6 separate regions of the Mus musculus genome follow, and regions 1, 3, 4, 5 and 6 are each linked to region 2. The links are chromatin loops, found by intact Hi-C in ENCODE. Cell type or tissue: left cerebral cortex. All regions are shown on one strand. Each heading gives the region's core, and the rest is flanking DNA. Links, peaks and the distances in the headings are about the cores only. Region 1 has its middle 48 kb from the start of Tent4a. Region 2 overlaps 1700001L19Rik (RIKEN cDNA 1700001L19 gene). Region 3 has its middle 25 kb from the start of Gm35049. Region 4 has its middle 17 kb from the start of Gm35049. Region 5 holds the start of Adcy2 (adenylate cyclase 2). Region 6 has its middle 65 kb from the start of Gm35514.

Region 1 (5,130 bases), core at 773-4,772, 880 kb after region 2:
CAAGATAACCATGTAGCTGTCAAAGGAGAGCTCCATGGAATCTGTTCTCGCCTTTATGTCGGCGCCTGGGCATCAACTCAAATCATGTGACCTGGCAGCAAATGTCCCCAGCTGCTGAGCCATGGCGTCTGCCCTCCAGAACATCATCTGCCACACAGATGTCACTCCGTAGCGTGAGTCAGCACTTTAATGAGTCTTAATACTTTGATATTCTTGTCCATAAGACAGGCATAAAGGATTGAAGAGTATTATCAAGGGAGAATTCCAGAACAAATCCATCTAAGGTGCATGTCATGCGCTGCCATTCTGGTAGACACCTGTTCTCTTACAAATCCACTGTCCTCACAGGCTGACCATGGGAAACACAGATATCTTCATGGTGAGAGGCTGCAAAGTGACCTGAATAAAAAAATGTCCCTTGTCATCATTAGAAATAAGTTCAGGGTTGCAGAAGGACCGCCACTCCAATTAAAGGGTTTCAAGAAGAGAAAGGGTTGTAAAGGGAATTATGGGAAGTGGGAAGTGGCGGACCACGTAAGTAGCTTAAGTTCCAAAAATGCAGCAGGACCTTTGTGTAAACAAATGTTTTTAAAGGGTGTAAGGGTTAAAACGTCTGCATAAAGGGTTTAGAAGATGAAGAATGTAACAGATTTTAATTCCTTGACAAGAACAAAAGTTGTGCAGTGTTTGATAGAAAAGACTACCATTTCATGTGTCTCACATCCCTGTTGTGGATGTCAGCAGTCTGCACCGTGACAGGGAGAGATGGAGATGGGCCCTCGATGAATCAGTTTGACCTGCTCCCTACCTAAGCCAGGAAACCTTAACGAACACATGTGCCAGGATCCCTCCACAGGGCACAGTCTTTCCTGGGAAGTGTCCTTCTTTGTCTCTCATTAGAATACCTTCTTGCTGAAAATCAGACCCATTTCTTTGACATCCTGTTGGTTTGACCTGTCAGTGTGTTTACTGTCTAGCTCAAAAGCATTGACTTCAACCCTTTGTGTAACTATAGCGAATTACCCCCAGACTGGAGAATTAATAAACAACACAACACTTGACGATCAAGGCTCAGTAGTGGTGAGCACCTGCAGTGTGGTGTTCATGGCTGCTTCTCTCAGCAGCATCTTCCCATGGATGAGGGCACAGGGCAAAGAGAGGAAGGGCGATGTGGTCTCACAGGATGGCCTAGCAGAAACACTCCCTCCACCCATTCATAAGGACCCTCATCCCCTCCCCAGGGGCTCTGCCATGTGACAAACCCCAAACTCTAGTGTTGTCCATGCAGAGACACATCAAGCCATGTGGAGACACATCAAGCCATCGATTCAAGCAACTAGACCCCGACTTTGGTTAATCAATTAGACTGGGACCACCTGCTGTTTTAAAAAGTGGGGCCACCCTGGGCAAGGCAGAAACAGGTGGGCAGCTCTACCCAAGGAGACGAAGGGAAGTCTTGAGGAAAGCATTTATACCTTTTCCTCCCTGAATGAAATGCCTGTCTAGAGGACCCTTTCCTGGCCAGCTTATCACTGTCTGGGGAGGTATTCTCCTGACCAGCTAGTACATCATTGTCTTGGAGGACCCTCCTGTTCCCAGCTGGAACCACTAGGAGAACCTTTCCCTGGCCAGCTCATCACTGTCTGGGGAGATCCTATCCTGGCTCACCACTGTCTGGCCCCTATTCTGTAACCATGTTTGGTGACATTGATTTCTACCTGAGATAACACAGCAGAAGTAACCTGTTGACTGTCTTCCTCGGTCGACACTCCTGTGCATTTGCCGTGCTGTGTGACCCACAAATTCTCAGCTATTTGCTATCTAGCCTTCTATATAATACATTAGCAAAACCTTGCGATGAGGGCTGAGAGATGGCTCAGTGGTTAAGAGCACTGACTACTTTTCCAGAGGTCCTGAGTTCAATTCCCAGCAACCACATGGTGGCTTACAACCATGTGTAATGGGATCCGATGCATTCTTCTTGTGTGGCTGAAGACAGCAACAGTGTACTCACATACATAAAAAAAAAAAAAAAAAAAAAAAAAAAAAAAAAAAAAACTCGTGTTGAAAATCACTGGGGGAAGGGTTAATCTAGAAATAGTCTAGCACTTTTGTTTTGTAGAGGAGAAAGGTGAGCTGAGAGAGCCATCCTCCGTCATCCCACAGGTGGTGGAGCACTCGTCTACCGGCTATCCTGTACTCAGTAGATATGGGCATGGTCTCTGGTTCATCAGGCTAGCATTTATATAAGTGACCAACAGAAATATTTATGATTTTTTACAGGCAAGTCACTAGGTTCCCTGATCTGATCATTACACATTGAGTGTATGACCTTGAAATGTCATGCTGTACCCTACAGATACTTGAGACTACCACGTAGTCATTAACACTGAAAATATGTCTTTTAAAAGTATAGAAGAAAAAAACAAACAAACAAACAAAGAATCTGGGCAAACAATGCAAAGAAATTCAATAAACAAAGATATCTAGGTACTAAACAATACACTTAAAATGAAATTCTCTGTTCCAGCCACCTCTATGGCCAACAATGTGCATGATAATGTCCTCAGGTGTTGCCTCCGGGTGTGTGTGAGCCCCTGCCCATAAAGGACTGTTGGGCAGGTGGACGACCGCCACCAGCAAATATCCTTTTTGACTCCAACTCGCAGCACTACTGACCTCTAGTGGGTAGAGTCCAAAAGTGGTCTACAGTGCACAGTTCACCTCCACACAGAAAAGTTAGCTAGCTAGCTCAAACTGCCAAGTGTGAAAGCAGGTTCGGATGAAAGCCCCACGTGTGCACAAGATGCCAGTTTGAATGTTGTCTTAGTTACTGTTCTATTGCTATGAAGAGGCAACTTAGAGAAGAAAGCATTTAAATGGGGTTACTCCATTATCGCCGTGGCAGGGAGGCTGACATGGTACTGGAGAAGTAACCGACAGCTCACATCTGATCTACAAGTTCCAAGCTGAGAAAGATACTGAGCCTGGTACACCCAGTGACACGCCTCCCCGGCACCCCAACAAGGCCAAAAGCTCTCATCCACTAACTGGGGACCAAGCATTCAAATATATGAGCTTACGGAGGCCACTCTCATTCAAACCACCACAATGTGAATTGTCTCATAGGCTCACATGTCTGAGCGCTCTGACCTTGGCAGCTGGGACGATTTGAGAAGGTTGTGGAACCTTCAGGGGATAGAACCTTGCTGGAGGGAATGAGTCACTGTGGGGGAGCCTTGACTCTTTACAGCTTGGTCCTACTTCCTGCTTCCTTTTAGCTTTGCAGATTTCAGCTCCTGCCACCGTATCTGTCCCACCATGATGGGCTGTATGCACACACACACACACACACACACACACACCACGAGGGGGACAAAGGGGAAAAGAAATATTCAGAAATTGCCCCCATTGCTCTGTAGGCTGGAGTGTCCAGCAATTTTGTTATGGTAGAGTCCAGGTCAGGTGACAAGGGACTACTGTCAGGCCTCTTCTATCAGGATATCAGCCCCACTTGTGAAGCTTTGCCACCCCAAAGGCCTTCTCTCCTAATGCTTCTGGGAGCAGTACTGGGGTTTAGTGTAAACGTTGTGGGGAGGCATAAACATTCAATCTATCCAGGTTAAAGCATTGCCCTGCTGAGTACATGCAGCCTAGAGTGTCTGCGAATGCAGATGATGAGGTCATATCAAAAAGGCTGGACACTTCCATAGCATGCTGCTTTCCACTTAGAAATTGCAGGAGAAATACTGACACTGAGCAAAAGATGTCTCTGAAGAGCTGGCAGGCAGCAACAAGGAAATCCGAAAAACTCCCCCCCCCCATATCCGATTAGCCCTTTCCTTTGTTCTCACATCTAAGTAGTTGTCAAGAGGGTCAGAGCAGACATGCTCATCAGCCCCTCTGAACTCTGCCACAATGAAGCCTCAAAGGCAGGGGGTGGGGGTGAGCAAGGCTAAACAGAGGAGCCAGAAACCCCAAGGAGCTTGGGCTCCTTTCTCCAGAAGGATGGGAAGTCACTGCCTTTGATGAAGATAAGTCCTTCACATTTCCCAGTGGAAGATGTCCTTTGTGGGATTTTTCCAGGTGGTCATGGACAGAGGATTGGTCCCCAAGTTGGAAATCAAACTTAACTCATGTGAATGGAGCAGCCATTAAAGAAACTGCCTATTCCCCAGAACAGGCAAACTCAGGCTCCTTGGGAATTGAGCCTCTTGGTGAGCCTATGTGTGTCATCCAGCAGTGTGGACCCTGAAGAACACCTCTGGGTGTGGGAGCAGGGATGGGGTAGGTCGGCTATGGTGGAAGAGCACGGAGCCTGCCTGATACCTGCTGCCCCTTTAAAGGCTCATTGGTTAAGAGCACTTGATGCTTCCAGAGGACCTAAGTTCAGTTCCCAACATCCACATTAGGTGGCTCACAGCCACTTAAAAACTCAAGTTGCAAGGGTGCTCTTGAGGCACCTGCAAACACTTCACACACACACTCACACACGTATATGAATGAATACACATAGAATAAAATTAGGTCTTTAACATTTTTATTCTGGGGGCTGGAGAGATGGCTTACTGGTTAAGAGCACCGATTGCTCTTATAGAGGTCCCGAGTTCGATTCCCAGCAACCACGTGATGGTTCACAACTATTTGTAATGATATCTGATGCCCTCTTCTGGTGTGTCTGAAGACAGCTACTTCGTACTCACATACATAAAATAAATAAATCTTTAACAGAAGAATTTATTCTGACACGAGGCTAAGTTGCTGAGTTGAACTCAGGAACAAAGGAAGCCATCTATCCGCGTCACCTGCAGATCCCCTCCTCCCTCCCTCCCTCAGCGTGCTTTTAGCCCCTCGTGCTAGAAGGGCCAGAACCACTATGAGCTGGTGTAGCTGGCTTTCCTGAGACTGGGCACAGGCTTAGAGAGGAACACGGAGTTCCTTCTGTGCCACAAAAGGCAGGCAAACAGAGATTTCCGACCAATTTCGCCCCGCCCCGCACTCTCGCACCCCCACCCCCAGCCTACTGTAGACAGGAGTCCATGTCACATCTCAGAAAGGTCATTTCAGCCAAATCCCCGGAAGCCAGCCGCACGGAGTTTTTTATCTGCTAACTTAAAAAGCACCGGAGGA
Region 2 (5,130 bases), core at 761-4,760:
GTGGTAACAAGCCCTGGTCCTAGTTACAATGCCTGCAAGGTCCAGGGTGTGGGGAACATCCTCCATTTAGATGGTAGAAACAATAAGAACAATGTCTTAGGGTTACTGTTGCGGTGAAGAAACATCAGGACCAAAAGCAAAGTAGGAACAGAATTTCCCTCACTCATAGCCCTGTAGCACAGTTCATCATACAAAAGCAGTGAGGGCAGGAACTCAAGCAGGACAGGAGCCTGGAGGCAGGAGCTGATGCAGAGGCCATGGAGGGATGCTGCTTACTGGCTTGCTCACTATGGCTTTGCTCAGCTTGCTTTCTTATAGAACCCAGGAGCAGGGTGGCACCTCCCACAATGGGCTAGGCCCTCATCCATCAATTATTAATTAAGAAAATGACTTACAGGCTTTCCTGCAGCCCAGTCTAATGGAGGCAGTTTATTAATTAAGGTTCTCTCCTCTCAAATGACTTCATCATACAGAGCAGTGCCTAAAGTCTCCTGTAGGAGGCTCTCTTCCAGCTTCTCCATATCTTGGCACTCACTTGGAGCTAAGCCCCCCTTCTCTCCCCAGGCTCATAGCAGGCCTGAATCCCTGTTCCCAACTCCTTGACATCCCCAGTAGTTTCTGGGTACACAGGAGGAGAGCTCTCAACTCTTCACTGTTCTCACAGAGTCTGGGTGCATAGGAGTTTGAGAACTCTGTCCCAGCCACGGCCATTTCTCACTCGCAGCTGGGACTCATATCTTAGACTGCATTTTGCCCCCCACCCCTGAGCAGTGGTGTGTCTGTAAGGAATAAACACAGCCTAAGTGGAAACGCAGACCCTCAGTGTAACAACAGTCAGCTATTGAATTAGAAAGGTTATGCTTTACATACACTGTGAACCTAATCTGAAGCAGCTTCTTGGGTTAATTATGAAATCGAAGGAACATTGGCATGGTTTTGTTTCAGTGGCTATTTATGAGCAAAAACTGCTCATATCAGTATTTCATGCATACCCACGTGGACAAACACCGTAGAAGGTTCTTTCTTGTACTAGTTAAAATTAAGTTCTGTTTGTGTAGAAAACTTCCCAACATAGGGACAAAGTTGTTCTCCAGGTCACATGAGATAAACTGGGGTGTCGGGTGCTCTGTCTGATAAGAGGCAGCTCCAGGAAACTTTTCTTTATGCAAAGTAGAGTGCTTTTTGATGAAAAGCAAAATAACAACACAATCTCAGCCACTGTTTTTTTTGTTTGTTTGTTTTTGTAGTTGTTGTTGTTTTTCGAGACAGGATTTCTCTGTGTAGCCCTGGCTGTCCTGGAACTCACACTCTGTACACCAGGCTGGCCTCGAACTCAGAAATCCACCTGCCTCTGCGTCCCAAGTGCTGGGATTAAAGGCCACTGTTAATACTTTCAGAACTCACACACAGATATACAGACACACACAAAGACACACACACACTCACAGACACACATAGACACACACATACACACACACATAGAGCCACATAGATACACACACACACACACACACACACACACACACATAGACACACAGACATACAGACATCAAAAATTTAGATATCAGCTTTTACACACATACACACACACCTAGACATACAGACACACACAAACACTCACACATAGACACACACATAGAGACACACAGACATACTGACACATACATGGACATATACACACAAATACATAGAGACACATAGACACAGACATACAAACACACACACACAGACATAAACACACAGAGACATACACACACACAAAGGCACACACATATACAGATATACACACACATACAGATATATACAGACAGACACTCACAGACACACAAACACAAATATATACAGACATATACACATACACAAAGGTTCACACACTTACAAACACACATAGACACACAGACATACAGATACACACAGACACACACACACATAGAGGCGCACAGACATGCAGTTACACACAGACATACACTCACAGACATACATAGACATAGAGACACATGGACATATACACACAGACACACATACATACATACACACAAAGGCACACACATTCACAGACACACATAGACACACAGACATACATACACACAGACATACACACATAGAGATACACAGACTTACAGACACACACAGATACACACTCACAGAAACACACAGACACACACATAGATACTCACAGACACACACAGGGACACACTCACATATACACACAGACATACACATACACATAGAGACACACAGACTTACAGACACACACATAGATACACACTCACAGAAATACACAGACACACACATAGATACTCACAGACACACACAGGGACACACTCACATATACACACAGACACACAGACACACACACACACACACAGACACACACACTTGATTTAGGTAACCAGTGTGGCATGAGATGTAGTACACCCAGTATATATACAGCTAGCAATTGCTCTTTAGCTGTAGCTCCTAACAATTAGTTTCTTTTCACTAATTGTCCATTCCCAGCAGCCCACCCATGAACTGCCCAGCCCTCCTTCCCTTCAGAGAGGAATGCAGAGGACCGCAGTAAAGATGAGCATGTGGCTGGCAAGTGTCCCTGATCTTCTAACTCATCCACCCCAGGGAGTCCACCACAGTCCTGCTTTGCAGGCTGCAAACTTACTTAAGACCCCGGTAATGTGGCTGAATAAGATGATAAATTTGTCCTCTCATGCTACCATCTAAAATGTGGTCAGCTCCTGCACTGCTCCCTAGGGGGCTCTAGCAGCCTGTCTTTCCCTGAGAAATACACTTCCAGAGGCTGCAGAGCAGACTCGGTTCAAAGGCGTTTTTAAATTACTTTTTTCTCCTTCTGTTGTGCACAGCGGTTCTGCCCCCTGAAATGGAAAAGCCGAGTCAGAGGAAAATGCCCTTTTATGAAGGTTTTTATTAAATCCCTCAAAGTATAACAGTGACATTAAAAAGAAATCGCCTAAGTGGCTTTAGAATGTGTTTTCCGGCGTGCTAGGGTGGATTGTAGAAAGCTGTTTGGAGGAAAACTGTGTTCCACAGGCCCCACTCTGGCTTTGCTGGGATTATCCAGAATCCATTCTGCATGTGTGGAATTGCAGACGTGGAGGCGAGGGCTGATGGTGTCCTTATGTGTCACAAGCTCTCCCTCCCTGCCTGCAGAATGTCCTTCATCCAGGGCAGTAAGAACTTCCAGCGTATGAAGGCTCATGCAGTCTGTCTAGAGCTGCAAAGCAGAGATTCCTAAGGACGACAGCCAGGGTAGAATAAACAGGGGTGTGATCCCTCAGTCCCTCACGCATGATGCCCTGTCACCTTAGACAGCCATCATATTTGATCGCATGTGCTAAAGCAGCTGTAGAGCTGTGGCCATGTTCCTGGTAGGGTCTAGGGATCTTGTCTTGACTGTCCAGTAGATTCACAGCCACGCTAGTAGAATGCAGAGCACCTTCTTGCACGCCCACCCCTCCCTACTCATTTCTCCCTTTCCCTTTGCAACTATTCCTATCTAGCCTATTAAAATTCCACTTGCTTATCTTACTGTGGCTCTTCCCCTAGTGAATTTTCAGCTGCCCCAGGGTGGGTGGTGGGTGGGGCAGGAGCTAATTTTTGTCTTGCTATCTCTTCAGCAATCAGAATAGAGACTGGCATACCCTGGGTACTCCAGAAACACCTGCTACGTGGTAGTTAAAAGAGGGATGAATATATGGAACGGAAGGCCTAAGTCACCTTTTTCGAAAAGTGCATTTAGTAAACCAGGGGTTTCTGTTTGGAGTATGTGTGGTTTAGTACTCTACCCGTGGGACAATCAGGGTCGATCACACCTGCCTCTCACCTTGTGCTAGCAGCAAGCCTGTTGTCCAGTGACCTGTCCCCAGGAGTAGCATGTCCTAGAGTGTGTACCAGAGCAAGATTGAGCCTTCCTCCGAGTCAGGTGGAATCTTGTCAATGGAGGGAGCCCAGCTTCTCTTGGGAGCTCAGCCACAGGGGAGAAGAGGAAGAGAGGAGACCACTGTGTCTTTCTGCACGGAGGACATTCTTACCAGCAACACTGCCCACAAACAGGCGTGGCATGTCCTTTGGCCACGTGCCTCTACATGCAGTGCTATGGCTCTGATTTTGTGTTCACACACAGAGGATCACACAAACATTTGTATGTTTTGCAGTTTTCTCATTGGTGTGTATGCAGGGTGTACATGTCTCTGTATGTCCATATCTATGGAGACCAGAGGACAACCTTGAGCCTTTGAGCATTGACAGGGTCTCTCACTGTTGTGGAGATTGCCAAGGAAGCAAGAGTGGGTGGTCAGTGACCTCCAAGGGTCTGCCTGACTCTACCTTTCAACTCTGGGATGGTAACTGTGAGCCACTATGCCTGGATTTTTTTTTTTTTTTTTGAGACCAAGCTCCAACACATGAGCTCTTAGGGATCACGTTCCAGCTCTGGCAGAAGTGAATTGATAAAAGTGAATGACACAGACAACAAAGGCTGAATCTCTGGCCTCAGTGATGGGTCTGAGAACTAAGGCAGGATGCATGGAGTCCACCTACTCTTCCAGAGCGAGACAAAAGTGAGTCAGTTGAAAGGAATTCTGCCAATTTCAGCTCAAGAGTAAAATATTCTTATGTGAGAAGTTGTAAAAATCGTCAAAGCTTATGATTCCAATGCGCCAGGAGAAGGAACAGGATCTTATCCGCAGGCAAGCCGTGGAGAACAGTTAAGCACAGACCTTCAAAGGTTCTGATACCCACTCTTGACAAGCTGCAGCCTTCTAGACTACAGAGTTGTGACTCCTGTTAACATTTTCTTAGCTTAGCCTACTGGCCTGACTCCCAAGGATAGGCTCTGGGCTTACCAGAACTCAAACAAGGCCCTAACAGAATCAATGACCTTGGAGATTTACAGTTTTGAAAGTAGGTCATATGCTTGTGGGCAAGTAGCTTTGAAGAGAGGAGTAGCAGCCACTGACAAGTAATTTCCACTGTAGTCAGGATGAGCTAGGCCATGCCTGAGCAACCCAGAAGCTTAACCAGTATCATGGCAGAGTTTGTTCTTACTAATCCACAAGACTCATTTTTAGCATCACGTCTGAACTCTATGCTTGGTTGGCTGCCCTCATCTGGCAG
Region 3 (5,130 bases), core at 459-4,458, 490 kb after region 2:
AAGCCTTATGCAACCCAGTAAAACAGAATTTACAAAAGTGATAAATAGAACTATTGACACAGAAAAGTATTCCTGATCTACTGAAAAGCAAAGATGAAGTCTTTATGAACAATATCCAGATCATGACAGAAAATACATATGTGTATATGTGTGCAAATGTGTGTGCAATAGCACTTGTGTAGATGTAAAAGGAGACAAAAGTTGACATGTTTGACAACACATGCCTTTCCTGCTGAGCCATCTCACCTGCCCAGCCTTTTCCTAAACTTGATTTTGAGCAAGGGTATCACTAAGTTGCCTAGGCCTGCTTCCTGAACTTGAGATCCTACATCTTGCATGTAGTTGAGGCTACAGACATGGACTACCATGCAAGTCTCTCTGACTTTATATTTTTCTGTCTCTCTGTCCATCTGTCTGCCTGCCTATCTGTCTGTCTGTCTGTCTGTCCCTGTCTCTGATAAATATAAGGGGAGGGAGAAAAATTCTGAAAGGCCATATACCAAAATATGGAGAGGACTTATATTATTTACCATTTTAGCATTCTCCATGGTTCCCCGCCTTCCTTTTCTGAACTATGTGTATGTGACTTTGGCAATAAATCATATCATAAGCGTTTTTCCTCTAAAATTTTTATCACATTTTCAGACCTACTTGCAAAAGACCTTCTTTTGTACTTAATATCGCCTTGCTTCTGAAATCCTATGACAGAAATTACTGTTATTTCCCTGAAAATCACACTCAACCTGCACGCTATTCACTCACTGTTGAGAAAGCATCCATCCGTCTAATCTACCAGTAACTCAGAAATTATAATTTAAAGGAATCTTCAACTCAGCTTTTACATCATGGAACTACCATCTTTGCATGTGACTAAGAAGAAAACAACACAGTTTCTAAATTGATCAGGAGGAAAAAACCTTTTTGTTCACTGCCTATAAATGCAGCAGATAATTACAGGGGAAAACACATAAAAAATACAGAGAGAAATGGACGTTTTAACACCACTCCTTCCTGAAAATGAGATTTTTGCAATGCATATTATTTTTCTGCTTTTATGGTGTTGTTTGAATGTTCCTTTTTTACAAAAGAGAGTTTTATCAAAAGAAGGTTAACAATGACACAATGAACTATTGCTGCTAAAAATAAAAAAATAAAAAATTTAAAAAGAGACACAGTAATCTCTCCTAGATGATGTAACCAGAGCTTATTTAAATGTTTGCTTGTGGGCTGGAGAGATAGGTCAGTGGTTAAGAGCACTGACTGCTCTTTCAGAGGTCCTGATTTAAAATCCCAGCAACCACATAGTGGCTCACAACCATCTGTAATGGGATCAGATGCCCTCTACTGGTGTGTGTGAAGACAGCTACAGTGTACTCATATAAATAAAAAAGCAAATCTGAAAGAGAGAAAGAAAGAGAGAGAGGGGAGGGAGGGAGGGAGAGAGAGGGAGAGAGGGAGAGAGAGAGAGAGAGAGAGAGAGAGAGAGAGAGAGAGAAAGAAAGAAAGAAAGAAAGAAAGAAAGAAAGAAAGAAAGAAAGAAAGAAAGAAAGAAAGAAAGAAAGAAAGAAAGAAATGTTTGCTTGCAGTTCTTGTGTCATAGAACCCAGGCTGCATTGCAGAGATGTCATTATTTAGAAAATACAAAAACAAAATCATGCTGTTCTGCTATGCTTATGACCAGGAGACTCTGTTAACACTATTTCATTGAGTCTTTAGAATGCTGAAGTGAACTTTTGAATGGTTTGAACCGTGCTAAAATTAAAGCATCGAAAGAAGTGAGCTACACAGAATCAACTGACCAGGATGCATGGGGGCTCACAGAAATCAAGGAGCTTTGGAATATTCCACCACCTTTGGCTCTTACAACCTTTCCCCTCCTCTTCTACATAGATCCCTGAGATCTGAGAGGAAGGATTTAATGAAGACATCTTCCTTACAACTCCAAAGTCTCTACTTCTATATATTGTCCAGCTGTGAGTCTGTGTGTTGATTGCCACCCACTGTATGAAGAAACTTCTTTGATGTGAGCCAAGCAAGGCACTGATTTATGAGCATAGTGGTATGCCATTAGGAGCCATTTATTGTTATGTTCTTTTACCAGAGCAATAGTTAGTTTACTCTTTGGTCAATGACCTATCTGGTCTCGAGTTAGGCGTGTCAGTCATGGGTTTCCTCTCAATCCCAATCTGAAGGTAGTTGTTTACTTATATAACATTTGTACCACTGTTTCATCTATATATCTTCCAGTCAGTTCACTGTTCTAGGTCACAGGTTTTGTAGCTTGATAATACTAATGACATTTTTCCTCTAGTAGTATATAAAGTACATTCCAGTATGATGAACAATGGTTAGTAGGGGCAAAGCTTAAAGTTGGACACTAACTCGATTTCTCCATGTCCGGTGGCATAAATGAATTATGTCTTCATCAATGTGGTCTTACAGGCACAGTTATAGAGTAACCAATAGTTTTAGCAATAGCCTGTGGTGTCATAGTGTGTGTGTGTGTGTGTGTGTGTGTGTGTGTGTGTGTGTGTGTGTGTGTAACTTTTGGTCAACACCTCAACAAGATGTAACTCATTTCTGGCTCTACAGGTTGTACTTGGTACCATAGGATGTCAAGTTAAGGTCTTGTCTCTTCTACTGTACGGTGACTCCTATACAGTGAATTTCTTTCATATATGTCTATACTTCAGATGGCTTCTATAGTGCTGGGTTTCCATGTGGCTTTTCAAAAAGACCCTTAATCTATTTTGTTAATTAATATCTGCTTGAAAAGCAGAAATCCATTTTCTCTAGTGAAGTGTCACTGGGTATGTCTACCACACTCCAGAGCAATCCCCAAGTGCAGGAGTAGTGGGCCAATACAAAACAGACTCCATGTTCTCTGGTGTACTTTTTGCTTGATTTTGTTACTTGTCCTTTTTTATTCAGTTTGCTTTGTTTTGGGTTTTATTTTAGTGTTTAGTTTATTGAGACAGAGACAGAGAACATAAAGTTTCTGAGTAGAGAGGTTAGGAGAAGCTGGGAGAAGCTGAAAGAAGCTGGGAGAAGCTGGAATGGGGAAAGGGTATAGTGAGCACATTATATGAAAACAATTGAGAGTTTCTGAGGCGGCGCCATCTTCGGCTCCAGACAACCGGCCACCTTCCTGGTGAGAGCACAGGGGACCGCCCGGCCTGAGAGGTTTCTGCCTCAGACCCCAGCGGGAGCCTCCTTGGCTCCAGGACTCCGCGGAGGGCAGGCTGCACGGGTGAGGGGGTGGTATACAGAGGCCAGCCGTTTCTGGGACAGGCGAGAGCCACAGAGCTTCTGAGGCGGCACCATCTTCTGCTCCAGACAACCGGCCACCTTCCTGGCCAAAGCAACACAGCTTCTAGGAAAGATACTGTTTTGGGTCTTCATCTTCAGCCAGGAGAAGGTCCAAACACCAGATAACTGTGCACCTTCCCTGAAAGAGGAAAGCTTGCCTGCAGAGACTGCTCTGACCACTGAAACTCAGAGGAGAGAGCTAGTCTCCCACGTCTGCTGATAGAGGGTAACAAAATCAACAGAGAAACAATCTCTAAACAAAGACAACTATAACAACTAACTCCAGAGATTGCCAGATGGCGAAAGGTAAACATAAGAATCCAACTAACAGAAACCAGGACCACTCACCATCATCAGAACCCAGAACGCCCACTTCGCCCAGTCCAGGGCACCCTAACACACCTGAAAAGGTAGACCTAGATTTAAAAGCATTTCTCATGATGATGGTAGAGGACATAAAAAAAGGAATTTAATAACTCACTTAAAGAAATACAGGAGAACACTGCTAAAGAGTTACAAGTCCTTAAAGAAAAACAGGAAAACACAACCAAACAGGTAGAAGTCCTTATAGAAAAACAGGAAAACACATCCAAACAGGTGATGGAAATGAACAAAACCATACTAGACCTAAAAAGGGAAGTAGACACAATAAAGAAAACCCAAAGTGAGGCAACGCTGGAGATAGAAACCCTAGGAAAGAAATCTGGAACCATAGATGCCAGCATCAGCAACAGAATACAAGAGATGGAAGAGAGAAACTCAGGTGCAGAAGATTCCATAGAGAACATCGGCACAACAGTCAAAGAAAATGGAAAATGCAAAAAGATACTAACTCAAAACATCCAGGAAATCCAGGACACAATGAAAAGACCAAACCTACGGATAATAGGAGTGGATGAGAATGAAGATTTTTCAACTCAAAGGACCAGCAAACTTCTTCAACAAAATTATTGAAGAAAACTTCCCAAATCTAAAGAAAGAGATGCCCATGAACATATAAGAAGCCTACAGAACTCCAAATAGACTGGACCAAAAAAGAAATTCCTCCCGACACATAATAATCAGAACATCAAATGCACTAAATAAAGATAGAATACTAAAAGCAGTAAGGGAAAAAGGTCAAGTAACATATAAAGGCAAGCCTATCAGAATTACACTAGATTTTTCACCAGAGACTACGAAAGCCAGAAGAGCCTGGACAGATGTTATACAGACACTAAGAGAACACAAATTCCAGCTCAGGCTACTATACCCAGCCAAACCTTCAATTACCATAGATGGAGAAACCAAAGTATTCCACGACAGAACTAAATTCACCCATTATATCTCCACGAATCCAGCTCTTCAAAGGATAATAACAGAAAAAAAAATACAAAGACTGGAACCACGCCCTAGAAAAAACAAGAAGATAATCCCTCAACAAACCTAAAAGAAGAAAGCCACAAGAACAGAATGCCAACTTTAACAACAAAAATAACAGGAAGCAACAATTACTTTCCCTTAATATCTCTTAATATCAATGGACTCAACTCCCCAATAAAAAGACATAGACTAACAAACTGGCTACACAAACAAGACCCAACATTTTGCTGCTTACAGGAAACTCATCTCAGAGAAAAACATAGACACTACCTCAGAATGAAAGGCTGGAAAACTATTTTCCAAGCAAATGGTATGAAGAAACAAGCTGGAGTAGCCATTCTAATATCTAACAAAATCGACTACCAACCCAAAATAATCAAAAAAGACAAGGAGGGGCACTTCATACTCATCAAAGGTAAAATCCTCCAAGAGGAACTCTCAATTCTGAATATCTATGCT
Region 4 (5,130 bases), core at 514-4,513, 490 kb after region 2:
CTTTTTTTATGTTTGGGAAGTTTTCTTCTATTATTTTGTTGAAGATATTAGCTGGCCCTTTAAGTTGAAAATCTTCATTCTCATCAATTCCTATTATCCGTAGGTTTGGTCTTCTCATTGTGTCCTGGATTACCTGGATGTTTTGAGTTAGGATCCTTTTGCATTTTGTATTTTCTTTGACTGTTGTGTCGATGTTCTCTATGGAATCTTCTGCACCTGAGATTCTCTCTTCCATTTCTTGTATTCTGTTGCTGATGCTCGCATCTATGGTTCCAGATCTCTTTCCTAGGGTTTCTATCTCCAGCGTTGCCTCGCTTTGGGTTTTCTTTATTGTGTCTACTTCCCCTTTTAGTTCTAGTATGGTTTTGTTCATTTCCATCACCTGTTTGGCTGTGTTTTCCTGCTTTTCTTTAAGAGCCTGTAACTCTTTAGCAGTGCTCTCCTGTAAATCTTTAAGTGACTTATGAAAGTCCTTCTTGATGTCCTCTATCATCATCATGAGAAATGTTTTTAAATCTGGGTCTAGATTTTCGGTTGTGTTGGGGTGCCCAGGACTAGGTGGGGTGGGAGTGCTGCGTTCTGATGATGGTGAGTGGTCTTGATTTCTGTTAGTAGGATTCTTACGTTTGCCTTTCGCCATCTGGTAATCTCTGAAGCTAGCTGTTTTAGTTGTCACTGTTAAGAGCTTGTTCTTCAGGTGACTCTGTTAGCCTCTATGAGCAGACCTGGAGGGTAGCACTCTCCTTAGTTTCAGTGGGCAGAGTATTCTCTGCAGGCAAGCTCTCTTCTTGCAAGGCAGGTACCCAGATATCTGGTGTTCGAACCAGACTCCTGGCAGAAGTTGTGTTCCACTCACTAGAGGTCTTAGGATCACGTGTGGAATCCTGTGTGGGCCCTTGCGGGTGTCAGGCGACTCAGCTGGCAAGGTAGCCCGGGGCTTGAGTGGAGTGGAAGGGGTTTGTGCCCCAGATCAAGCCCGGGTAGCCTGCTTCCCTATGTACCGCAGTCTCAAGTTCTGCGCGATTGGATTGGGGCAGGCACTGTGATCCACTCACCAGAGGTCTTAGGGTCCCGTGGGGAGTCCTGTGTGGACCCTTGCGGGTGTTGGGCAAGACTCTGCTGGCAAGGTAGCCCGGGGCTCGAGTCTCGAGTCGAGCGGAAGGGACTTGTGCCCCAGATCAGGCCCGGGTAGCCTGCTTCCCTATGTACTGCAGTCTCAAGTTCCGCGTGATTGGATTGGGGCAGGCACTGTGGTCCACTCACCAGAGGTCTTAGGGTCCCGTGGGGAGTCCCGTGTGGGCCCTTGCGGGTGTTGGGCAAGACTCTGCTGGCAAGGTAGCCCGGGGCTCGAGTCTCGAGTCGAGCGGAAGGGCAAGCATGGTCTTTCTCAGCTGTAATTTCCTTCTAACCTCTGCTTTATCACCACCACATGATCCCTCATGTACTGTAGTTTTCTTCATTCTTATATTTTCATTATACTGATTTATATTAAATTGAATGAAAATTCAAGGCAGTAATTTATCAAATGTTTCACTATATTTTTAAGTTAATTTTTTAGTGGCTACTCTGAGTATTATAATGTTATTTTTCAGACTTATACTAACTTAATTTCAGGAAGATATATGTTTATACTATCCTGACTTTCCTCGTGTTATTAGTATTATGAATATGCTATCTACAAGTATCACAAATCTGACAGTATGTTATTGGTTTTTTTTTTAAACACAGAATTTGTGTCTTTTAAAGTAGCTAAAAGAAGAGAAAAATAAAAACATAAAATACTCTTAAATAAATGAGCCAACAATGACCACTTTATTGGGTTTTTTCCTCCGTGGCACACAGGATGATTCATTTCAAATGCTCTGTAATGTATGTTTTAATTAAGGAGCAAGTCAGTTAAAGTTTGACAATGTGAAACATGCCTTCTTTGCACAACGCCCTTCTAGGTACCATATTTCCATAGGGCTACAAGTATCCCAAGCTCTTGCTGTCTTTGGATTTCTCAGACCTAAAAGATAGCTCTTTCTCGGAGCACAGACATCTATCTAGCACCCATTTCACTTCCACTCTCCCTCAGCAATCTCCTTGCTGGCTCCCTCCTGCTCAGGGACTCAGTCACCCTCTATTGAAGGTGTCAGTTCAACCTCTCCCAGGGTCCACTAGTAATGCATGAAATGCTCCACTGCCACCTGGTGGTCATCTTTTCCTTGGGAAGACTGTATTACACAGACTCACCTTATTTGTTAGCTTTCAAAAACATGTCTTTGAAATTAACATATAATTATACCATCTTCATCTTTTATGTTTCTCTCCCAACACATCCTGCTCTCTCTCTCTCTCTCTCTCTCTCTCTCTCTCTCTCTCTCTCTCTCTCTCTCTCTCTCTCTCACTTGCTCTCTCTCACTCTCTCTCTCCCCCTCTCTCTTAAATTAATGATCTCTATTTCATTAATAGTTATTACACATATGTCTAAATACACTGCAAAGAACAAGAGGCCGAGTGGCCCCAAATGACATGTCTACAACACAATCCTGCACCTGAGACCTAGAGATCAAACCAGAAGAGGGACAGAGAGACGGTAAAAGGAAGAGGAACTGGAGAGCTGCTGTGAGATCACACTTCCAGCTCAACAACATGGCTGCCGAAACCAGACCTGAACAAGGACAACACTAATAGACACACTAATGTGGGAGAAATGTCCTGGGTCCTTAGCCATGGAAAAGGAACATCAGGCAGCTAAGGAATGCTGAGAGCAGGAGAAACAGTCTTCCCCGGGGAGGAGACCTATCATGGATTATCCAACACCAAGTGGTCGGCCATGAGGTTACACACACAAAAATATAGGGACTGACAAGGATGTATTTATATATTTGGAAATATATATGCTTTTAAATAATCTTTGTGAAACTCATTCCTTAAAATTTCTCATACAAGTATGTGGTACAATCTGATTACTGCAATCACCCAACCTCTCATCTCCCTCTCCTTGACGAACTCCTCCAAGTTCTTTTTCCCTCATGGTGCCTATTTTGTTTCTAGTCTCACTGACCTGGATTTGGGGGGTGCACAGGGTTCCACCACCTCCCCCTGAGCTGCTGGCTACATTGGGTATGAAGGAGAGGCAGTCATTGTCTTCTTCCTATGCATACTGACTCACCAACCAGTCTCCTGTGGACAGTTCCAAACCCACAGTCACAGAGATGGCCACAAGAGTTTCATGTTGGCCTCTTCATCATATCTCCTGTCCCCTTTGTTCTACACTTCAGTTACTTTCTTACTCTAATATGACTTGATCACACCTACTGTCTATATCTGGTGTTATTATATGTTGAAAGTTAAATACCATGCACATGTTATTTTATTTTTAAAAATCTGTATTAGTTAAGAAAAAGAAAGAAAAATGTCTTAGGGTTTGTATTCCTGAATAAAACATCATGACCAAGAAGCAAGTTGGAGAGGAAAGGGTTTACTCAGCTTACACTTCCACATTGCTGTTCATCACCAAAGGAAGTCAGGACAGGAGTTCACACAAGGCAGGAACTTGGAGGCAGGAGCTGATGCAGAGACCATGGAGGAGTGCTGCTTACTGGCTTGCTTCCCCTGGTTGTTCAGCTTGTTTTCTTATAGAACCCAGGACTACCAGCCCAGGGAGGGCACTGCCCATAACAGGCCTTCCCACCCTTGATTACTAATTGAGAAAATGCCTTACAGCTGGATCTCATGGAGGCATTTTCTCAAGGGAGGCTTCTTTCTCTGTGATAACTCTAGCTTGTGTCAAGTTGACATACAAACCCAGCCAGTACAAAAAAATATGAAAGTATATCAATATTTATCAGTACACTATTCCCTTTACTAAAGGACGTGTGCATTTTCTGTTAGAATATATTTCAGTTGGTTCATGGGGTCACTGTTTTCCACCTGGATTTTTAAAAGTGTTTCTTTAGACAATTTACTTCTTCATCTGACCCAAATACATGTTTGCAGATTTTTTATATTCTTTGATATTCTTACTGACTGAAGAAGAAAATTTCCAAACTTTCTTTTACATGTTTACTTACTAAAAGAGCTAGATGGTCTATGGCTCTGTTTCTTGAATTTAATACACCCCCACTTCACCAAGGCTTCTAGATCCATAGTCACTGCTTTCAGAGACTAACCACCCACTGGCATTTTCCCATCTTTTGCCACAACAAAGCCCATTCCCTCAGATATCCTTGTTAGTATGTAAAAAGAGATTTGGGGAGTTTTATTTAAAATTTTTACATGCAATATATTTGGATTGTACTCTTTACCCTCCTTCAGCTTCTCTCAGATGCCTCCATCTCCTGATAAAGCCAACTTCAAGATGTCTCTCTATGTCCAAACAAACAAACAAACAAACAAAAAATCATAAGACAGAAAAGGAAACGAAGGACAAAACAAACAAAAAACAGTCACACACACACACACACACACACACACACACACACACATTAAACAAACAACAAACCAAAACATAAAAAGCACAAAATGAATGCAGTCGGTTTTTTGTTAATCAGCTGTTCCTGAACACATGAACTGCCTTGGAGAGTAGTTCATATAGCTGGTGGAACTTTATCAGACAAATCTGATTTCCTTTGCCAGCAAGAATCAATTGAAAGTATCTTCTTGGTTATGGGTAGGACTTTGTGTCCACTTCTTCCAGTCAGTACTGGGATTTTGTTTGTTTTGAAACTGCTCGGGGCTATGTGTGCTGTTATAGTCTCAGAGTTCATGTGTACATCCACCCCGTTGTGTCTGCTGGAAGCTTATTTCTTGGCATCAGCATCACATCTGGCTCTAACAATATTCCCCCCACTTTTTCCACATAGTTCCCTGAGATATGAGGGGAAGGGTTTACTAAAGACATTCCATTTAGAGCTGGCTGAATAGTTCAACGTTTTGGTAGCATATAATGTCTAGTTGGAGCATTCTCTCTCTTGTTATATGGTGACTCCATTTAAATTCCTTTCATATATGTCTATATTTGGGGAGGCTTCTACAGTAATAGGTTTCCATATGGTTTTTCAAAAGATCTAAGGAAGCTAAACAAGAAGGAAGACACAGGAAAGAATGCTTGAATCTTACTTAGAAGGGGGAATAAAATAGTCA
Region 5 (5,130 bases), core at 637-4,636, 400 kb after region 2:
TAAGTCCCTTAAGTTCTCCTGGCATGAATTTCTCACGGACCCATTCAAGAGTACCTAATTCAACGTGGTTGAAGTTGGAGCGTTCTAACCTGGAAAACAAAGTAGTGTGCCTGGGGAACACGAACTTCGCACTTGTCTCCCTAGACTAATGGCACTATAAATAGGCCATCACCTGCTCCTCTCCGTTTAGGAAGGAACCAGCCAGAAGGATTTGAATTACTCACAAACAGAAACACTTAGGAGGAACACGTTTCCAAAGGACAACTGTGATGTTTTCTTGCCAGCAATGTGAAAGTGAGGTGAGGTCTTTAAAGACTGTTGGCCCCGCCCGTGATCCCGCCCCCCTTCCCCAAATCTCTCTTTAAGTTCTTTTTGGTCTTATAAGTAGGGACAAGCAAGTGCGGCAGGGGTGGGGCTGTCGTCTTCTCACACCTAGGCTACCAGGATCAAAGGAGCTCCCTGCTTGGCCTGCTACTGGAGAGGGCCAGTGACGTCATAGTCTGCCACGTTGGATTATCTTTCCTTACCTCATGGAACTCAATCAGAAAACAGGACCCACGCTCGTGGGGGACATTTAAAAAATTGTACCGTGACTGAAACTTTTTCCTCCCGATTCATAATGTGAGCGCCATATGGTTCGGATATATAAAACGAATTGTCAAATACCTAACAGAGTTTCTGTGTCCTTGAGGCAGCGTGAGCTGAATCTGCTTGAGACTGGTGAAAACAGGCATGTCTTTACATTCTAAGCTCTGGGAACACCGTTCAGCAGAAACATCCCGCATTATCCTCTAACCACACAACTCACGAGCTGATCCAGGCCTCGGACAAGACAGTCTGCACAGGCAAATCATGGTCAGGGGGAAAAGTTTGAACCACACTGAAGAGAAGGGAGCGCTAAGAGGAAGTTACCGCCATCTACAGATTTCCTTACAGGGCTCCAGGGAGCCAGCCTGAGATTCCTGACTGAAAATTATGAACCAGAAAAACTGACATCAGCTATTGAGCTGCGTTAATGCTTCTAGCCGTGAAAACATGCTTTAACCATCAGCAGGGAACCATGATCGAGTCCTGCACTTCTCTAAAAAGGGGAAAGCAGCGAGGGTCCCTTCCATTTTTAGCTCACTTATAGTCTCTGGAGATGAGGCTTGGGCATCTGCTCAACACTCCATCACTTTCTCTCTACATGGCTAAACACGAAAAGATTCAAAAGCCAAGATGCACAACATTATCTGGTTTTCATTTTCGCTGTCATGAACTGCTTTCCCAAAGCACCTTGTTTTTTAAGAGTTAAATGATGCCCAGACCAAACTCAGAGAGGAGAGCCGGGGGCGTTCCGCGGACAGGGATGGGAGGCAGCTAGCGCGCCAAGGAAGCCTGAGGACTGCCTCTGCTGCGGGCAGCGGCGCCGGGAGAAAGCGCAGAGTTGGCCACGGGGCGCAGAGATGCTGAACCCACACGCCCTGCCCGTCCACCTGGAGCAAGCCCTGGCAACTTTATTTTGGGCAAAGCCTTCCAAGGAAACTTTTCCTCTGTCCACAGCTCTCGCCCTAGCCAGGCCGGCCTCGGGCAGGGCACAGGGGTGAGGAGCAGCCTGGGGCGGGACACGGTCGCCTGCGCGGTCCCCTCGGAGCCACGGGGAGGCCACTCACCAGCCCGAGCGCGAAGAAGACGGCGAGCAGGGCGAGGCAGGCGCCCATGACGATGAGCAGCAGGAAGACGATGAGAGGGTGCTGCTGGCTCATGCAGTAGTAGGACTCGTAGAGCCAGTCCCGGGACCGCTGCAGCCCCTCGCCGCCGCCCGCCGCCGCTGCTGCCGCCGCCTCGGCGCGGTCCCGCAGGTAGCGGCGCCGCCGCATCGCCTCCTGCCACATCGGGGCGGCTCGCGGGGCGCCCGCTGTGCGCGCCCTGCCCGGGCAGCGCCGCTCTGTGGTCACCTACCGCCTGCCGCCCCCGCGCTTCGCGACCCGCCGGCTGCCCGCCCGGAGCTGTGCTCAGGGGCCTCGGGCGCGGGCGGAGCTCGGAGCCCCGGGCTGGGCGCGCTGACGCGCGGGCGGGGGCCGGGGGCGGCCTCAGGGCAGCTCCCGGGCGCCGCCGCCGCCACCACCGCTCGCGAGGGCGGGAGCCACCCGGCCCCTCGGCCCGCCTCGCCCCACCCCGCGCGCAGCGCACCGGCCTCCGCGCAGGGGCGGCGCCGGCCCGCGCCCACCACCGCCCCCCGACGGCCAGGCTGGGCTCCAGAGAAAGCTTCAGACCGAGTCCTTGCCCTCCAGCCTGTCGCAGGCTGCACAGTGGGGCGCCTCCTCCTCTCGCTTTTGGACTCCAGCCAGGCAGATTGGGGCTTCAGCCTTGTTCTCCACTACAGCAGAGAACAGCCTGAGGGCTACTGTTGGGCTCCTGGAGTCTCCCACCTGACTGCCAGAGTCCCCACTGCCTCTCCATGATCTCACAAGGCAGCAGTGTAAAAGGCTGCCATGCTTTAATACCCCCCAGCCTGGAGAGGGGGTCCCATATCCCTGACCACCCCTCTTTAGTATGCCTACTTAGCAAAATGTGGCTTCTTTCTCACTTTCTCTATTGTAATTTGACTCCCAGTACAGAGCAGGAGTTAGGACCCTCCAGGACTTGTGGGAGTCCTTTTGAAAGAATGGCCCCCACGAACTCAATTACACAGTGACTGGAGACACCTGTGGTCCTCAGGCAGCGGGCCTCTCCTTTTCTCTGCCTTTGCTCTCCGCGCCTTAGAAGTACCCTATGGACCTCTGTGTTTGGCATCGCAGATCTCCCCAGAACCCTTTCAGTCAGACAGGGATGGCACAGAAGTTGGAGCAAGGAATGAGAATCATCCTCTGTGGGCAAGGTTGGCTTGGGAATCACTCATCCCATGCCGCTTGACACTCTCGGGGACCAAATGCACGAAGCATGACAGACCTAGCTAGATCCTCGTGGACAGGCTGGGCAGGCATTTCGTGGTTGTGACCTCAACCTTTGTTCTTTCTAGATGACAGGACTAACCACTGACCTTCAAAAGACTGCTTCTAGAAGGTTCCTATTTTCCTGTCCTTCCATCCAAAGAACCCACAAGCCATTTTTCTCCCCCAAATCATTTTCTAAGGAGTCCAAAACACAACACCGCCTCAAGAGCTATTCCACATTCTCTGTCAGCCCGGAACTGCCTTAGACCTTTGCATGTTCCCTGACAGCAGCCTGCCTACCTGAGTTGCAAGCCAGCCAGCATGAACAGGTAAGCTGAATAACTGTGTGACTCTCAAATGCTGGACCTAGGCCATGCACAGAGTCTCAGACCCAGGGATTTCCAGGGATTTTATTTTTGGACCCAGAGAGTGAAGACACAGCTGTGTTCTCAACCTCGATAGAGGGCAAGGATGGAGTTAATGGGAGAGTTGACTTGAAATCCAGGACATCCCAGCTTTCCTCACCCAGTCCTGGAGGAAATCACGATGGATCCCTAATAGTGAAACCAAGCTTGTCATGGAGCCTCCCTGCCCTGCTTGACCTCTGATAAACAAAACCTCACCCTTTACCAGACATTTCTATGGAGCCTCAACTTCTCCTGCAGGCTCAAACCCTCTGATTGACTGGGCCCTTTCTTCTGAACCAGCAACCATAAATTTTAAGGTTGTATAGGTGTTTAGACATCCCGAAAGCAAGCCTCAACAACAAATAGCACTAATGAATAGAACTTATAAATAGCCAGGGCTGATCCACTCGCAGGAAACATGGCTAAGTAGGCTGTGCAGATTCTATGTGCAGGACTGTCTAGGTTAGGCAGAATTGTGCATTTCCAGTCCCTCCCTGCTAGGGAAGTTCTGTTACTCACCTCCTCTCCAGCTCCCATTTCCTCACTGCTAGCACTAAGAAGCATTCTCCTTCACCCACACGAGAAGGAAGAAAAGACAATCAGTGATCTAAGTATAAAGGGTGGGGAAGTGTAAGACCTATGAGGGAACAGCAATGCTTAAGTACTTTCTTTTCTCTAGCAGAAAAGAAAAATGTATTTTAACATCCGTTGTCCATCCATGACATATGTGGTAAGAAACTGCAGCTCAAGAGATTTTGTTAAAGTAATCTTAAAATATTTTGTAAAAGTGAAATAAAGACAAAAATCTAACTGGAAAGACCCTGCATGTGCCTTTAGGGGGTGTTTAGTGTCCCACTCTTCCATTTAATTAAACAAATATTTATTTTGTGCCTACCATACATGCACTAAATGCTGATGGGGGGGGGGAGTATAGACAGCCTGGGGCCATTGGAGGTGTTCCCTGTGTCCTTAGAAAGACAGAGACCCATGGAAGCAACCAGGAATAAAACCCAGTGTTCCTCTCTGCTTTGCTCTCCCTCTCCCTCAATGGAGTCACCACACACCAGTCTTTGGAAGGAAGCACCATGGCAGTTAAGGTGGTGTCTGCCTCCTCTGTGGTCGCATCAGGACTTGTTGTTCTGTTTCGTTTGGGGTGTTTATTTTTTATGAGAGCCTCTGTCAATGTTTCACATGCAATACTAAAAAGAAAAAAAGTGAACTATTTAAAATGATTGTTATTCTGTCAGTGTTTTGGTATCCATGGGACCAAGAATCTTTTACAAAGTTTGCAACAGTTCTTATTTTTGAAAGGGAGGCAAAAGAAGAGGAAAGATAACCCCTAAGCGGTGTGAGACAAAATGAGAAATAACCTTTAGTAGAAAGCCAAGACATGAAATATAGGCTTGTGACAATAAAGGGACCCTAAGGAGTCCTCTAGCTCATCTCTGCGCCTTCAGGTGTCAGCACTGCTGCAAAGCAGTAAGGCATATGGAGCAAGGGGGCTTGCCCATAAATGTACCCTGCATCAATTTGTGACAAAATGCACAAAGAAATCAACTATGGAGGCTCTAACTAGGCCTGTGGGAGGAAAAGAACATTTGAAAACGTCATCTTTCCTGCAACGCTAGAGGGCACCCTTCTATCTTGCTAGGGAGAAGCAGCAGGCAGGCTCTCTGGGGAGGGGCTTAAGTACTTGGTGCAAGGTTTTGTTACCTTCACTTTGAATTCTTAATAGTTTTCAAAAAGGAGCCTTGCACACTGTAGATGGTTCTACAAATTAGAAAGCCAGTTCTCCTAGCAAGTTGTAT
Region 6 (5,130 bases), core at 361-4,360, 860 kb after region 2:
AGCTATCATTATACAAGTGAAGAAAGGCTATTTTTCTGTCTGTTTATCTCCTCCTGTGTAAACATTATCAGCTTACCCACGTCCTGAACACCAAACAAGGGCAAGGAGACCTGGGCTGAATCGCTTTAGATACAAGACCTTTCTCAAATGCTGAACCGCTCCGTGTGTCATGCTTGGGAACAGGGAACTGTGACTGTAATCAGGACACTGTTCGTTGGGTCCTTCCTCTCTTGCTCTGAAGGGTTCCATGGGGACAGATGGTGACGTCTGGATCGCACACATTGGCAAGGTGAAGCCACCAACACCCATGTTAGTCAAGACCTGGTGTTCTTGGATGTCTGGTCCTATCACTCAGACCACCCTGTCTGGTTGTCCTTAACAAACATCCATCCACGTCTCCCTGTAGCTAATGTGCATAGTGTTCAAAGCCAAAATCAGTCACCAGCCTGTGGCAGCTTCACACCACACAAGGGCATCTGTGTTTTGTATACTGATGGAAAAGGGGCCAATCTTAAAGCACCCGGGAGCCCTGTATTGGTGGCAAGATTGAAGCTGAGCACGGGGAAGATCCTCAGTCACTCTACCTTCAAGATGTTCCAGGTAATACCACCCAAATCTTACCAATGCTTGCTGCTTCCTGTTTTTGTTAGGCTGAATTCTCTGCTGTGAACATGCAGTCTGAACCAATATGAGATGGCTATGCGGCAGAAAGTGATCACACAGTGTGTGTAGGTGGGTGTGTTTCTGTGTCTCTCTGTCTGTCTGGGTCTGTCGGGGTCTATACATCTGTGTTGTGTCTTAACCCCAAACTTTTGAAAGAAAATTTTAAAAATTGAGTCTTTCAGCACATGATAATTCAGTCACTAGCCAATCCTGCCTGGGTCCCACTGAGCAAGAAAAAATCCCCCAAAGTTCTGTCAACAGAGCGTGCTCTGGAAGTCACCTGATGAACAGCACCCTTGTTCATGGCCAGAGACCTCCAACCAGATGTGTCTGTGTCTCACTCCCATGAGCTCCATACTGCGTTTACAGCACCGGCATTCACAATCGAAATCAGGATAGATGTTTCTCAAAAACCTGAATTATCCGACAACTCAGCTGTGCCTCTGCTGGGATTCTGGGTGCTGCAGAGATACTGCACAATCATGTTAGCTGGCACACCATTGCAATAGTTAGGAAGGGTAACTAGCCCATGTTGGAGTTACCTTTTCGACACTGTGTAAAGATGTGTCTCTGTATTTTCCGTTGTTAATTCTGTACTGGCAGAGATCTGAATGCTGCAGGATCCTGGTATTGTCATTTCCATGGCCCCTCAGCAGCCTTGTCCTTCCTCACTAGCCTAGAGGCAATGCAGAATTGTATCTGATTGGCTGTAATCAAGAGCTGACAGACAATAGCTGGGCAGGAAGTGGAGGGCAGAGCTTCAGACAGACAGACAGACAGAGACAGAGAGATACAGAGAAGAAAGAGTTGAGGGGGATTCACCAGTGGACATGAAGGTATATGGATCCAGCAGAGCAAAGAGGTAGCCTTAGCCTCATGGAGAGATGTAGTGTCAGAATTACTCAGGTTAAGCTAGATGGCTGGCTGGGAGACTGTCCTAGCTAAAACGCCTAAGCTTTAAAATATGAACAAGCCTCTGTGTCATTTTTACCACCAGTGGGTCCAAAAGTCATGCTATAAGCCCAGATTCCCTTCAATAAATGAATGGACAAATAAAACATGGTACACACACACACAATAAAATTTTATTCAGCCGTAAAGAAATCTAAAATCATTATTAAGATGGGTAGACTGAAATCTATTATAATTTTAAAAAATAATACACATTCAGAAAGACAGATATTATGTAATAAGCATCTCACATGCCTATTCTGTATTTTAAATTTTATATTCATGTAGAAATTTGTGAGGGGGTATAAATCATTAAACTAGAAAAAGGGGCAGGAAAGAGGGAAAGGAAGATGTCAGGAAAGAGGGAAAGAAAGAGAGGGCAGGAAAATGAGTGTGGTAGGAAAGGGAAATGAAGCTACTGCTGGAGAGGCCCGGGATTTGAAGCTACTGCTGGAGGGGCCCCGGCTAGCAAAGCTGACATTAGAGATGGGGGAGGGGAAGAAGGCCGGGAGGGAAAGCCATCACTTAGTATGCTGTTTGGAACAAAAGTATATCATGTAATGTGTTGTTTATATTCAAATAAAACTGTGGCATGTTATAATAAATGAAAAGAAGTTAAGAAGTTGTCATTTAAAGAAGGCCTGCTGCAAATCACTTAATAGATAATGAATCCTGGGCTCACTCTAAACAATATGTAGTAATTGTAAACACTTTGGGAATATCTAAATTTAGGAAAGAGTTTCAGCTACTCCCCTCAACACTAAGTTTTAGATTTTCTTCAAAGGAAAACTGTTTCATTTCCAGAATGTAGAAACAATTAAAAGTCTCTTCTATTAATTACCTTCTAATTTGCAGTCTTGCGAAGTCACCATGGAGCTGCGCTGAGGCGATGGCGCCGCCTGGAGGCCAGTGGTGAAACTCTCTGACCTGAAGTCCCTGGTAGTGAGGCTAAGGGAACCATTTTCCTACAACTCATGGAAAATGCCACCCTTCTCCTTTCAACAATTCTTTCCAAGGAAGAATAACTTTCCCACCCACTTCTACTTACAAATAAAATATTAAGCTGCCTCTGTGCTTACAACTAATATCAAGGTGCCAAGGGGAAGACAGCTGGAAGTGATCTAGAAATATCACCCAACTGCCGACCTTCGAGGCCCCTTCCAAGAGACCCCAGAAACCCCATTTCCTAAGCTGTAAAACGTTGGTGCTTTGTCCCTAATCTATTTCTTAGTTGCTGTGGATGGAGTATCTTTACGTCTAAATGCCTTGTGTTCTTCTCAGAAGAGTCCAGAGGAGTTGTGCTTTGGGAAAAACAAAAACAAAAACTCGAAACCTCCCTGCCCCGTGAGTCCCACTCATGAGCCCCAAACACCTAGATCCCCAACCCCATAGTCCTCTGAGATCTCAGCCACTCCCGAGGGTCACTCCTGCCCAGGTGGGTTCCACACATGTCTCCTCATCAGTGAAGAGCAAGCTATGAGGACGGTCATATCCATCCACTCGAGACTCCTGGGTGTGGGCAGATGTCTGGAAGTGACGTGACGCCCAGACTTTCCTCTCCTTTCCAGAGCTTGGTGCATGAAATTCCCCCTAAAATAAAGTCACAGGTTAGCCAGGCGCCTTTTTTGGGTGAAGAGATCTTAGCTTGTGGGAGTAAGCGTGTCAGGTGTGAAGAACGACAGACACCTGTGAGCCCCCAGACAAGAGTGGAAACTGCAGAAAGGAAGAAAGTGCTCCAAAGCTCAGAGTCCAGCCGCTCACTGGCAGCCTGGGTAGAGAAATAGCGCCCCCCAGTGTCTCTGGTTTGCACCAACTGGGTTTCAGTTTTTGTTTGGTTTTCTCTCACGGTCCTGTGGTCTCTGTGTAGAAAAACGATTCACCCTTGTTCATATTGCAGCAGCTGACCTCAGGTACTTGTTCAAGAATTCTAAATTGCTTCCAGAAAACAGGATGAGCACACTCCAGTGTAGTGCCAGGGAAACAGTGACCCCCTCGCCCCCCCTCCCCCAAAAAAGAAAACCAGACAGAAGCCAATTTGATGCAACTCACAGCAGGGTCTTTATTCAAGCTAGCTCACCCCACACACACACCCCCAACGCACCGCTGTCACAGAGAAAGTTTTTTTGGGGAGGATCCCCGAATGTCTATAGGGCAAGACTTTATAGTAAGCAGCAAGCAGGGAGTACATGTGCAAGCATCTAATTGGAAAGCTCCTGTGGCCTTTAACATAATTGGTTGGTGCTGGGAGTCATATCATAAAGTTAACTTCTGCTCCCCTCTGCATTGGTGGTTGTTAGGCAAGGGGTGGGCTTGTAACCTGGGGGGGGGTGCAGGTTTGTTGGGGAAAAAACCTGGAGACCTCGGTCTTGTTGATGGTGTAACCTGGAAACGCTGGTCTTGTTGGAGATTAGCCTAGAGACTGGAGCTAGGCTCCGGTTTTGTTGGGTGGGGCAACTTGGAAACTAATGCTAGGTACCAGCCTGCTAGTTTACCTGAGTTCAAACTTAGGTTAGGTTCTCTAAAATGGAGTTTGAATTTAAAAGATTTGTCATTTCTCCAGTATGTCTCTCACCAGTGATTTCTCACGTGGCTTTTGGAGGTGATCAGTGGAACTTAAGAAAAGTTGAATTAAAGCATGCTAATAGTTACACACACACACACACACACACACACAAATGTCTGCCAGATGACCAGCAAGGCACAGAAGATGGGAGGCGTGCATGAAAACAAGGTATGTGTGGTCGGCTTGGCATGAGCTGTGTTTAGGCCCACTTCCCTGAGAGGTGACTGGGTGCAGATGTAAAATGGTGAGATCTTCTTCCCTGCTGTTCACATACCGAGCGAAGGCATCTCTGTGTTCCTCCCCACTCTTAGCCCCGTGGACACCCATGAAATCTCACATCCCACATGCAATCACACACAGCGATTGGTCCAGGGAGCATAGGATATGACAAGCTGACCAGCTCATTGGGAGGCATCCAGGTAAAGAAAGAAGAGATTAAAGCAGCCATGACATCTAGCTAGTGGCCTGTCACTCATGGCTGAGTCAGGTTATTCTCTTCCTGAACATAGGCACTTTCACGGAGCACAGTGACTGAGACACAGCAAGAGCATTCCACTGGCTGTGTAAGGACGGACTAAGAAAGGAGTTGGGGGGAAGAGAATAAGAGGAAGAGAGATCTCCCTACCCCCACCCTCATCCCCACCCCCGAAAAAGACCTATAAGGAGACTCTGTGGTTCCCCCAACACTGCTCTAAGCTCTGCGTTAGTCACTGTGCCCTGCAGCTATACATCCAGAGTGCCCTGGAAGAGACATAGGGAAAGGTTAATCTCCCTGACTCTTACCTTTTCAACACAGGACTCATTCAGTGTCAAAGACTGTCATGAAGCAGCTATTCCCAGTGAACCTTCTGGTTACAAATAAATGTGACCAGCACTTGGGAGGCAGAGGCAGGCAGATTTCTAAGTTCGGGGCCAGCCTGGTCTACAGAGTGAGTTCCAGGACAGCCAGGGCT

Evidence for each region. Peaks named below come from ENCODE experiments on the same cell type or tissue, not always from the same donor. Only the 100,000 strongest peaks of a DNase experiment are listed, where the experiment ranks them.
Region 1: it touches region 2 in a loop (5-fold over the local background); 10 of 42 quality-filtered maps call a loop at or near these places.
Region 3: a loop joins it to region 2, with 2.8 times the contacts of the local background. A loop is called at or near these places in 9 of 42 quality-filtered maps.
Region 4: a loop joins it to region 2, with 5 times the contacts of the local background. A loop is called at or near these places in 11 of 42 quality-filtered maps.
Region 5: a loop joins it to region 2, with 5 times the contacts of the local background. A loop is called at or near these places in 15 of 42 quality-filtered maps.
Region 6: a loop joins it to region 2, with 4 times the contacts of the local background. A loop is called at or near these places in 16 of 42 quality-filtered maps.

Annotation. Positions count from the first base shown.
Region 1 is chr13:69,482,847-69,487,976 of GRCm38, forward strand. No RefSeq gene overlaps it. Among named protein-coding and RNA genes, the nearest start is that of Tent4a, 48 kb to the right of the region's middle. In left cerebral cortex, for the core only: CTCF peaks have their summits at 2,692 (motif pointing left) and 4,643 (motif pointing left); a DNase peak (open chromatin) is centred at 2,693; H3K4me3 peaks cover 55 bases; H3K27ac peaks cover 24 bases.
Region 2 is chr13:68,598,653-68,603,782 of GRCm38, forward strand. All of the region lies in intron 1 of 1700001L19Rik (RIKEN cDNA 1700001L19 gene), which reads left to right. Gm34903 (a long non-coding RNA gene) reads right to left here. Exons shown (of 2, transcript XR_382605.2): 1 at 3,839-5,130; 2 at 2,901-3,246. Among named protein-coding and RNA genes, the nearest start is that of Gm34903, 2.6 kb to the right of the region's middle. In left cerebral cortex, for the core only: a CTCF peak has its summit at 2,753; DNase peaks (open chromatin) are centred at 2,756, 3,106, 3,980, 4,105 and 1 more place; H3K27ac peaks cover 1,512 bases.
Region 3 is chr13:69,092,309-69,097,438 of GRCm38, forward strand. No RefSeq gene overlaps it. Among named protein-coding and RNA genes, the nearest start is that of Gm35049, 25 kb to the left of the region's middle. In left cerebral cortex, for the core only: no CTCF peak of the experiment used is centred there; no DNase peak of the experiment used is centred there.
Region 4 is chr13:69,084,658-69,089,787 of GRCm38, forward strand. No RefSeq gene overlaps it. Among named protein-coding and RNA genes, the nearest start is that of Gm35049, 17 kb to the left of the region's middle. In left cerebral cortex, for the core only: a CTCF peak has its summit at 2,198 (motif pointing left); a DNase peak (open chromatin) is centred at 2,183.
Region 5 is chr13:68,997,422-69,002,551 of GRCm38, forward strand. It overlaps Adcy2 (adenylate cyclase 2), which reads right to left and starts at 2,120. Exons shown (of 25, transcript NM_153534.2): 1 at 1,653-2,120. The coding sequence starts at 1,874. It overlaps Gm35161 (a long non-coding RNA gene), which reads left to right and starts at 2,124. Exons shown (of 5, transcript XR_873632.3): 1 at 2,124-3,244. In left cerebral cortex, for the core only: a CTCF peak has its summit at 2,248; DNase peaks (open chromatin) are centred at 866, 1,334, 2,203, 2,869 and 2 more places; H3K4me3 peaks cover 1,919 bases; H3K27ac peaks cover 3,566 bases.
Region 6 is chr13:69,457,738-69,462,867 of GRCm38, forward strand. No RefSeq gene overlaps it. Among named protein-coding and RNA genes, the nearest start is that of Gm35514, 65 kb to the left of the region's middle. In left cerebral cortex, for the core only: CTCF peaks have their summits at 2,516 (motif pointing left) and 3,409 (motif pointing left); DNase peaks (open chromatin) are centred at 2,527 and 3,375; H3K4me3 peaks cover 320 bases.